Linked DNA regions of Homo sapiens: region 1 is linked to region 2. The links are chromatin contacts, found by Hi-C or POLR2A ChIA-PET in ENCODE. All regions are on one chromosome and are shown on one strand. Each heading gives the region's core, a stretch centred on a gene start or an enhancer-like site at or near the end of the contact. The rest is flanking DNA. Distances are from core to core; before and after follow the strand shown.

The links. Hi-C counts contacts between places; a loop is a spot of excess contacts on that map. ChIA-PET counts read pairs that join two places held with the same protein, here RNA polymerase II (POLR2A). Pooled maps may share reads with other maps.
Region 1: a map of PC-9 shows a loop between it and region 2 (3-fold over the local background). The contact joins the enhancer-like site here to the promoter of AGTRAP in region 2. A Hi-C loop is called at or near these places in 3 of 168 maps with a recorded cell type or tissue (B cell, PC-9 and heart right ventricle), 1 of 37 single-sample maps with no recorded cell type and 2 of 50 pooled maps. POLR2A ChIA-PET finds 5 or more read pairs at or near these places in 4 of 52 experiments (HEK293, OCI-LY7, activated B cell and 1 more).

Annotation. Positions count from the first base shown.
Region 1 is chr1:11,820,503-11,824,624 of GRCh38, reverse strand. CLCN6 (chloride voltage-gated channel 6) reads right to left here. Exons shown (of 23, transcript NM_001286.5): 6 at 1,824-1,930; 7 at 792-918; 8 at 72-139. Among named protein-coding and RNA genes, the nearest start is that of CLCN6, 16 kb to the right of the region's middle. Within about 2 kb of position 2,869, at least 3 of the 41 ENCODE cell types and tissues checked have a DNase peak (open chromatin) inside an H3K27ac peak, as active enhancers do; they include PC-9, where a contact is called at or near this core.
Region 2 is chr1:11,733,611-11,737,926 of GRCh38, reverse strand. AGTRAP (angiotensin II receptor associated protein) reads right to left here and starts at 1,791. Exons shown (of 5, transcript NM_020350.5): 1 at 1,692-1,791. The coding sequence starts at 1,718.

The DNA of each region.
Region 1 (4,122 bases), core at 1,620-4,119, 86 kb before region 2:
GATTTGGCCCAGTGTAACCAGACCTCCCACTAGGCCTGCCCAGAGGCCCACACCCTCTCAGCCCATCTTACCTGAGGGAGGCCAGCTCCCACCACCGAACCACTGTGGATCATGGGGCCTTCCTTCTCCACGAAGAGCCCTGGGCAGGGTGAAAAAGGAAAGACCAACAGTCAGTGCAGAAACGCCCCTGGGTCAGGAGACCTTGGCTACAAAAACCTTCCTCGTGACAACTGAACAGAGATGATCCTAAGACTTTATAAGAGAAAGAGCCAAATTCCCACCAAATAAGCTCCATTTCAAGTCTTGCTAGAAGAGAAAACACTCTACATTCTAAATTGTGTGTCAGCAAATGAGAGCCTGTGAGCCCAGACCACCAGCTCCCTCCTGGTTTTACACGGCCTGAGAACTAAGACTGGCTTTTACGTTCTTAAATGCACACATGTAAATAGTTACATAAACATCTACATAAGAGCTTCCATTCTGATTCTTGGCCCACAAAGCCTTAAATATTTACTATCTGGCTGTTGACACAAAAAGCTTGCTAATTTTGACAAAAGCTAATTCCACAAGCTAAATTCCAAATCCCAAAACTGAAGAGTGTGTTTGTCAGGTATCTGAATGGTAACATACGAACAGTGTCTGCATTTAAAAACAGCCCATCAACAAAAAGTGCAGACATCAGCTGTTTGAGGCTGGGCCCTGCAGTCCAAATCTAATAACTGAAATACATCATGCTTCTTGTCGTCTCTGCCCTTTGAGTATTTGAAGGATACAAGTTGGACCCTTCTTACCTCCAGCCACACTGAACAGCACTCCAAGGACCTTGCAGAGCAGGGTCCGGAGACGGACGATTCCTGGCACCTTTACGCCATTCAGATAGCATTTGACCTCGGGTATCCCGGAACCTGCTGCCACCGGCTGATGGAGGAGAGCAGGCACACCCATAACTCGAAATCCATTGGTTCTCTGGCTTACCCTCAACAATCTGGGCGGCGGAAGAGGGAGAGCTGGCCACCTTCATTAGCAGCGTGAGCGTCACCTGGAGGGCTTGCAGAACCACAGCTGCTGGGCCCCACTCCAGAGGATCTGACTCAGGAGGTCTGAGGGGCAATGGGAGGACTTGCACTTTTTTTTCTTTTTTTTTTTTGAGGTAGAGTTTCACTCTTGTTGCCCAGGCTGGAGTGCAATGGCACAATCTCCACTCATTGCAACCTCCGCCTTCTGGGTTCCAGCAATTCCCCTGCCTCAGTCGCCCGAGTAGCTGGGATTACAGGCATGCGCCACCACGCCCGGCTAATTTTGTATTTTTACCGGCTAATTTTGTATTTTTACTAGAGACAGGGTTTCTCTACACTGGTCAGAATGGTCTCAAACTCCCGATCTTAGGTGATCTGCCCGCCTTGGCCTCCCAAAGTGGCCAGACTTGCACTTTTTAAAGAAAAATAATTTCCACTTTTATTTTAGGTTCAGGGATTGCATGTACAGGTATGTTACGAGGGTATATTGCATGATGCTGAGGTTTGGGACATGAATGATCCTGTCACCCAGGTAGTGCGCATGGCACCCAACAGTTTTGTTTTCAGCCCTTTCCCCCTTTTTTCCTCCCCCCAGAATCTGTACAAGTTCCCTGTGAATGAGCATCACCTGGGAGGCCTTTCTTCTTTAATCTCACCAGAGGTGAAACCTTTACCTTTAGTGAACAAGAGGCCACTTTCTGCAGGAATCTGCATTCTCAGTTTCCTGACATTCTGGAAGGAGGTGGGGAAAAGGAGTGCGGGACTCTAAAACCTCCTAAGCGAGCAGGTGAATCCAAACCACCTCACCTCAATGAGAACAAGGAGGCTTGCCAGGAAGACAAAGGTGAGGTTAAAACCCAGGAGTTCAAGGAGAGACAGAGCGAGGCAGCCTTTCTGGCTGCACTCCTCCACCGCTGCGGAAACTGGGTTAAGGAAACTTGTTCATCAGCCGAGGGGTGTCCCCGTCATCACTTGAGAGGGTGCAGCTGCTTCTCCTTTGGATCATGCTGGCTGCTGAGTGCACTTTTTCTCTATATATAAAAATTTTTTAAAAACTGCCTGAGATGACTGGGTGCAATGGCTCATGCCTGTAATCCCAACACTTTGGGAGGCTGAGGCAGGAGGATCACTTGAGCCTAAGAGTTGGAGGCCAGCCTGGGCAATGTAGTGAGACCATGTCGCTACAAAAAGTACAAAAGGTATATGCCTATGGTCCCAGCTACTCAAGAAGCTGAGGTGGGAGGATCGCTTGAGCCTGGGAGGCTGAGGCTGCAGTGAGCTGTCATTGCACCACTGCATTCCAGCCTAGGCAACAGTGTGAGGCCTCATCTCTTAAAAAAAAGAAAAAATTGTTTGAGATGCCTTTGACATTAGGAAATACTTCAAACATTACAAAAAGTAACGAATACCCATACCCTCACAACTGTAGCTTTAACAAATCTCAACAACATGCCATATATGCTCCAGGTATTTTTAAAAAAGAAAACATTCAGTACCATTTTAAGAAACAAAACAAAACAAAAAAAAAAACAGTTTTCCTTCCTCTCTCCCCTGGGAGAAACCACTAACCTGAAATTATTGTGTGTATTTCAAAAGTGTCCACACTGTTGTACACGGCACTTGTATATTCTGTAACTTGCTCTTTTTTTCTCAACATTAAGTCTTTGAGAATTAGCCATGTTGATACACACAACTCTGTGGTTCGTTCACTTTCACTTGTCTAAAATTTTTATTTTACAATCTACAGAAATGACATGATGTCTAAAATGATACCATATGAATGTACCATAATTTTTCCATTCTCCCATTTGGTGACTCCAGCTTTTTGCTATCATAAAGCTATAATTACCACCTTTGTACATGTCTACGGTTCAAATTTCTAAGAGGAATGTATGAGTCACAGGAATGTGCACCTTCCTTTTTCTAGAGGTTTACTGGCCAGTTTTTCTCTTTTGAGAATTCCAGTTCACATCCTTTGCTCGTTTTCCTTCCATTGGACCATCTGTTGTTTTTCTGATTGAGTTGCAGGAGTTCTTCCTGTATTATTTGTTCTGAATCAGAGTCTCATTCTGTCACCCAGGCTGGAGTACAGTGTTGCAATCTCGGCTCACTGCAACCTCCGCCTCCTGGGTTCAAGTGATTCTCCTGCCTCTGCCTCCCAAGTATCTGGACTAAAGGTGCACACCACCACACTCAGCTCAATTTGTATTTTTAGTAGAGACAGGGTTTCACCATGTTGGCCAGGCTGGTCTTGAACTCCTGACCTCAAGTGATCCGCCTGCCTCGGCCTCCCAAAGTGCTGGGATTACAGGCGTCAGCCACCGCGCCCAGCCTCTTCCTGTATTCTGGATACTAATTATCTGCCTCTTAAATGCATAGTAAATAACCTCTCTCAGGCTGTGGACTTGTTTTCACTTTATTTATGGTGTTTTATTGTTGTTATTTGGAGTTTTTGTCTTTATAAATACAATATGTACTTTGATGTGGTCAAATTTATTGATTTTGTTTGTTTTTTTTTTTTGTTGTTGTTTTTTGAGACAGTTTTGCTCTCATTGCCCAGGCTGGAGTGCAATGGCGCGATCTCGGCTCACTGCAGCCTCTGTCTCCCGGGTTCAAGCGATTCTCCCACCTCAGCCTTCCAAGTAGCTGGGATTACAGGCACCCGCCACCATGCCCAGCTAATTTTTTGTACTTTTAGTAGAGATGGGGTTTTGTCATGTTAGCCAGGCTGGCCTTGAACTCCTGACCTCAGGTGATCTGCCTGCCTCGGCCTCCCAAAGTCCTGAGATTACAGGCATGAGCCACTGCACCCAGCCATTGATGTTTTTGTTTGTTTGTTTTTGAGACGGAGTCTTGCTCTGTCACCCAGGCTGGAGTGCAGTGGCGTGATCTTGGCTTACTGCAAGCTCCGCCTCCCAGGTTCATGCCATTCTCCTGCCTCAGCCTCCCCAGCATCTGGGACTACAGGCGCACACCGCCACGCCCAGCTAATTTTTTTGTATTTTTAGTAGAGACGGGGTTTCACCGTGTTAGCCAGGATGGTCTCAATCTCCTGACCTTGTGATCCGCCTGCCTCTGCCTCCCAAAATGCTGGGATTACAGGCGT
Region 2 (4,316 bases), core at 542-3,041:
CTGACCCCTCAGGGCCTTCCAGCACTTTGTTGTCTCTGACTGGTAGCGGCTAACACCCTTGGAGACTGGGGTCTCGTTTGCCAAGTCAAGGGGAGGACCAGCCTTTTCATCCTGGGTACCGAAAGCCAGCATAGCTCATACCTGTGGATGCTCTTAGCCTGTCAGGCCCAAAAAGTTGCTCAAAAAAAGCCCCAAAGAGACTAAGCCCTCCCAAAGGACAGAAACAGCCAACGTTAAAGTCAGCCCTAAGCTGGTACCCCAGAAAGGACCTGGCCCTGGAGTCTGATCCCTATGGGTTCAAATCCTGATATTGCCACTTACTCCCCGTGGGACCTTGGCAATTTACCCAGTCTAAGCTGAAGTTTGCTCATCTGTAAAAAGATGACCATATCAGCTTTCTCATAAGGCTGCCTTGATTAAATAACCTGGCACACCACAGAAGCCCATAAATTAGAGCTCTGTCCCTCCCACTGCCCTCACCTGATCCTCTGTCAGCAATTATTTTAAGCAAATCCCTCATCAGAGAAAAGGCAGTTGGTGTTAACCCCACATTGCCTGGAATAGAGTGCATATTGATACCAACAAGCCTCGGCTGCTGTCACGTAAATTTCTTCCCAGCTGAACGTTCCATCCAAGCCCATTCCCTTGCTCCAGCCATGTCTCCCCACCACCTTTGACTGGAAGCTTCAGGAAGGTTTGCTGAAGCAAGTATGATTAAGAAGGGAAACATGCCTATAGCAAGTCATAGCACAGATGTTGTGTAATAATAAAGTGTATTAAGCCATTGTTTTGTAACCATCTATTTCTCAGGTTCCTTTAGTCCCAGACACCAACAGGGAGCTAAATGCTCTGTCATTCATGAGTAAGAGGACATTCCTGGATATTGCCTCAAAGGAGGCTGCACTAAGACCCAAAATGGCCGGTTTGGTCCAAGGTCCACACCTTCCTGACCAAAACTACAGCCCCTAGCCCCTCTAATGCAAATGGAGCCCAGACACGTGGGCGGCGGGGCTGGGCGGGGAGAAAAAGAACAGCCGCTGGCACCCAGACCCGGACTGAGCTCACGGCTCGGGAAATGAAGACACCACAGGAAGCCCTGCAGTGTTTTCCCCAGTGCACAAAGTTGGGGTTTTCTGCTTTTAAGTAATTTCTGTTGGAGTTCGCGCTTCTTGATTATGAAATAAGGGCGCTGGATGTGTAAACTTTATAAAACCAACTGCTTGGGAACATCTGATTTCCTTAACCCGACTTAGCAAACAAGGAGGCTCCTGAAACGGTGCTGGGACCCGGGGGGCAAGCCCAGTCCCTGACCCCGCGCGGGGGAGGTGAGCCGCCTACAAGCCCCTCCCGCGCACCTTCCTCCTCCTCCAGGGGAATTCTGGGCGTGCAGGCAACAGCAATGCTGGGACCGGCGCTGCCCGCTGGGAGGGTCTGAGTCCGGGAGGGGGCGGCCCTTGCCCTCCGCTGCCACCTCCCACGGCCCCTCAGTGTCGCCCTGCTGGCCTGTGCCTGGATCACTCTCCCTGCTGTGGCCTGCCTGCCCATCTCCTTCTTGCGTGGGGTCTGTACCTTCCCTTCCTCCCTACCATCCCTCTTTCCCCAAAACTCCGGTCCTTCCTCCCACCTTCCGGGAAAATGCAAATGTCCCACTTCCTCCCGCAAAGGGGACCCTCCCCCCAGCCCGTCGCCACCTTCAGGTTCACAGCAGGCAGCTCCATCCCGACTCAGGCCGAGGGCACCTGCGCCGCAGCCGCGGGGGGCTCCTAGGCTCCGAACTCGGGGAACAAACTTGCCCGGCCCCGCCCCGCCCCGCCCGTTGCGGCCACTCCAACCCCAGCGCAGCTCAAGACCACGTGAAACGGGCTGGAGCGGGTCACGTGACCGCCGCTTGGTTGCTAGGAGACGGCGTCGGCAGCTCGCGCCTTCAGCCAAGCTCCAGACTCCCGCCACCGCCCAGGCAGTACTTGGGGGCCGCTGGCGAAAGTTGGAGTTTCTGTCGCCCAGGGCGTATCCTGCCTGGCTAATATTCCAGGAAGCGGACTGTTCGGACTGCCTGCAGCCAGGACAACTGGGGGACCGTCCAGGCGCAAAGTGCTGATGTGGCAACAGCTTGTGTCTCATCCTTGGGGGCACCCTCTCTCCTTCCCACTTCCCTGTGTAAATGGGCTATTTAGGCTACCTACCTCATATGATCCTTATGAGGATTAAATGAGCTAACTGCTGTTGTTAAAGAAAACGTTATTGGGACTGTTGTTAAACCAGTACTGTTCAAGACTTGCTGTAGGGTTATTGCCATGGAGTGAGAGTTTGGGCTCAACACCGAATACAACAAGGACCAAGGAGGGATTTATAGCCAGAGCAGAATGAGGGAGCAGGAATGGAAGATTCCTAGGAGGAGACATCAAGGATGGGGGAGTTCTTGCTAACTTAGCAGGACTCTTGCTGAAACTGGTTTATTATGCAGGCTCAGGCCCAGCAAGGACAGGAAGACACAGAGGTCCAAGGCCGAGGCCTAGTCAAGATGAGGACTCAGAGGAGTCTAACTACGGTTTGTTCTAGGAGAGAACAGTGCCCGGCACTTAGTAAATGGGCAGGACACACAAGCTATTGTTATTACCAACACAAGATGAGGCTGGGCGCAGTGGCTCACCCCTGTTATCCCAGCACTTTGGGAGGCCAAGGAGGGTGGATCACCTGAACTCAGTAGTTCGAGACCAGCCTGGCCAACATGGTGAAACCCCGTCTCTACTAAAAATACCAAAATTAGCAGGGCATGGTGGTGTGCACCTGCAGTCCCAGCTACTCAGGAGGCTGAGGCACGAGAATTGCTTGAACCGGGGAGGCTGCAGTGAGCCGAGATCACGCCACTACACTCCAGCCTGGACGACAGGGTGAGACCTTGTCTGGGAAAAACAAACAAACAAAAAGCAACACCTGAGGAGCCAAATTGGTGGGAGCCCACTTTAATCAGCATACCAAAAGTTTTAGAAAACTCTAGCTGAAAAACCATAAGAAATTCCTCCCCCAATTGTACATGAGGAAAGAAAGGGCTGTCTCCTGCCTCACCTGGCACCTCCCTTAAAGATTGTTGACCACCACATCCCCCCACCGCAACAAGAACATTAATCCGCTCTACCTCCAGGTCCCTTCCTAACATCAACTTTCCTTTAGAGAACACCAGCTTTTGTTTAGTGTCACCTAGGTATGGAAACCTTCAGGGTACACCTGAGCACTTGGTCTTATTCCTAGGGTGGGGGAAACCAGGTGGGAACCTACAAAACTGCCTGGGTGAGTCCTTAGATAATACCAAGACCCATAGTCTCTCCAGATGCAAAGAAAGGGTTTCTCTGGATGGATGAGGAGAGTTTTGCAGGGCTGCAGGGCCCATAGGCCTAACTTAATGCCCTCTTAGGAGGCACAGATCCCCCCAGTCTAGGGGTAAATTAGAGACCAGCCAAATGGCTACATCCAGTTTGATTTAGGACTGGTTGCTATTATTATTATTAGTTCATTATTGGTAATTAATTATTGTTATTAGTAAAGTACTTAGAAGAGAGTAATTTCTCAGTAAGCAGTCAATATTAGAATATTATGTTATTATTATCTTTTTTTTTTTTGAGATGGAGTCTGGCTCTGTCACCCAGGCTGGAGTGCAGTGGCGCGATCTCAGCTCACTGCAACCTCCGTCTCCCGGGTTTAAGTGATTCTCCTGCCTCAGCCTCCTGAGTGGCTGAGACTACAGGTGGGTGCCAACATGCCCGGCTGATTTTTGTATTTTTAGTAGCGATAGGGTTTTGCCACGTTGGCCAGGCTGGTCTCAAACTCCTGACCTCAGGTGATCTGCCCGCCTCGGCCTCCCAAAGTGCTGGGATTTCAGGCGTGAGCCACAGTGCGCAGCCTGATCAATTTCCTTCTAAAAAATATTTCCCATACACTCCAGATTCTAGAGGGATTTAATCCAAGCCTTTAGGTATATAATAAAGTTGTGATCACTTTGTAAGGAGAAAATGAAAAACAGGCCGGGCACGGTGGCTCAAGCCTGTAATCCTAACACTTTGGGAGGCTGAGGCCGGTGGATCACTTGAGGTCAGGAGTTCGAGATCATTTTGGCCAACATGATGAAACCCCGTCTCTACTAAAAATACAAAAATTAGCCAGGCATGGGGGTGTGCACCTGTGGTCCCAGCTACTTGGGAGGCTGAGGCAGGAGAATTGCTTGAACCTGGGAGGTGGAGGTTGGAGTGAGCCGAGATCCTGCCACTGCACTCTAGCCTGGGCAACAGAGTGAGATTCCATGTCAAAAAAAAAACAAAAAA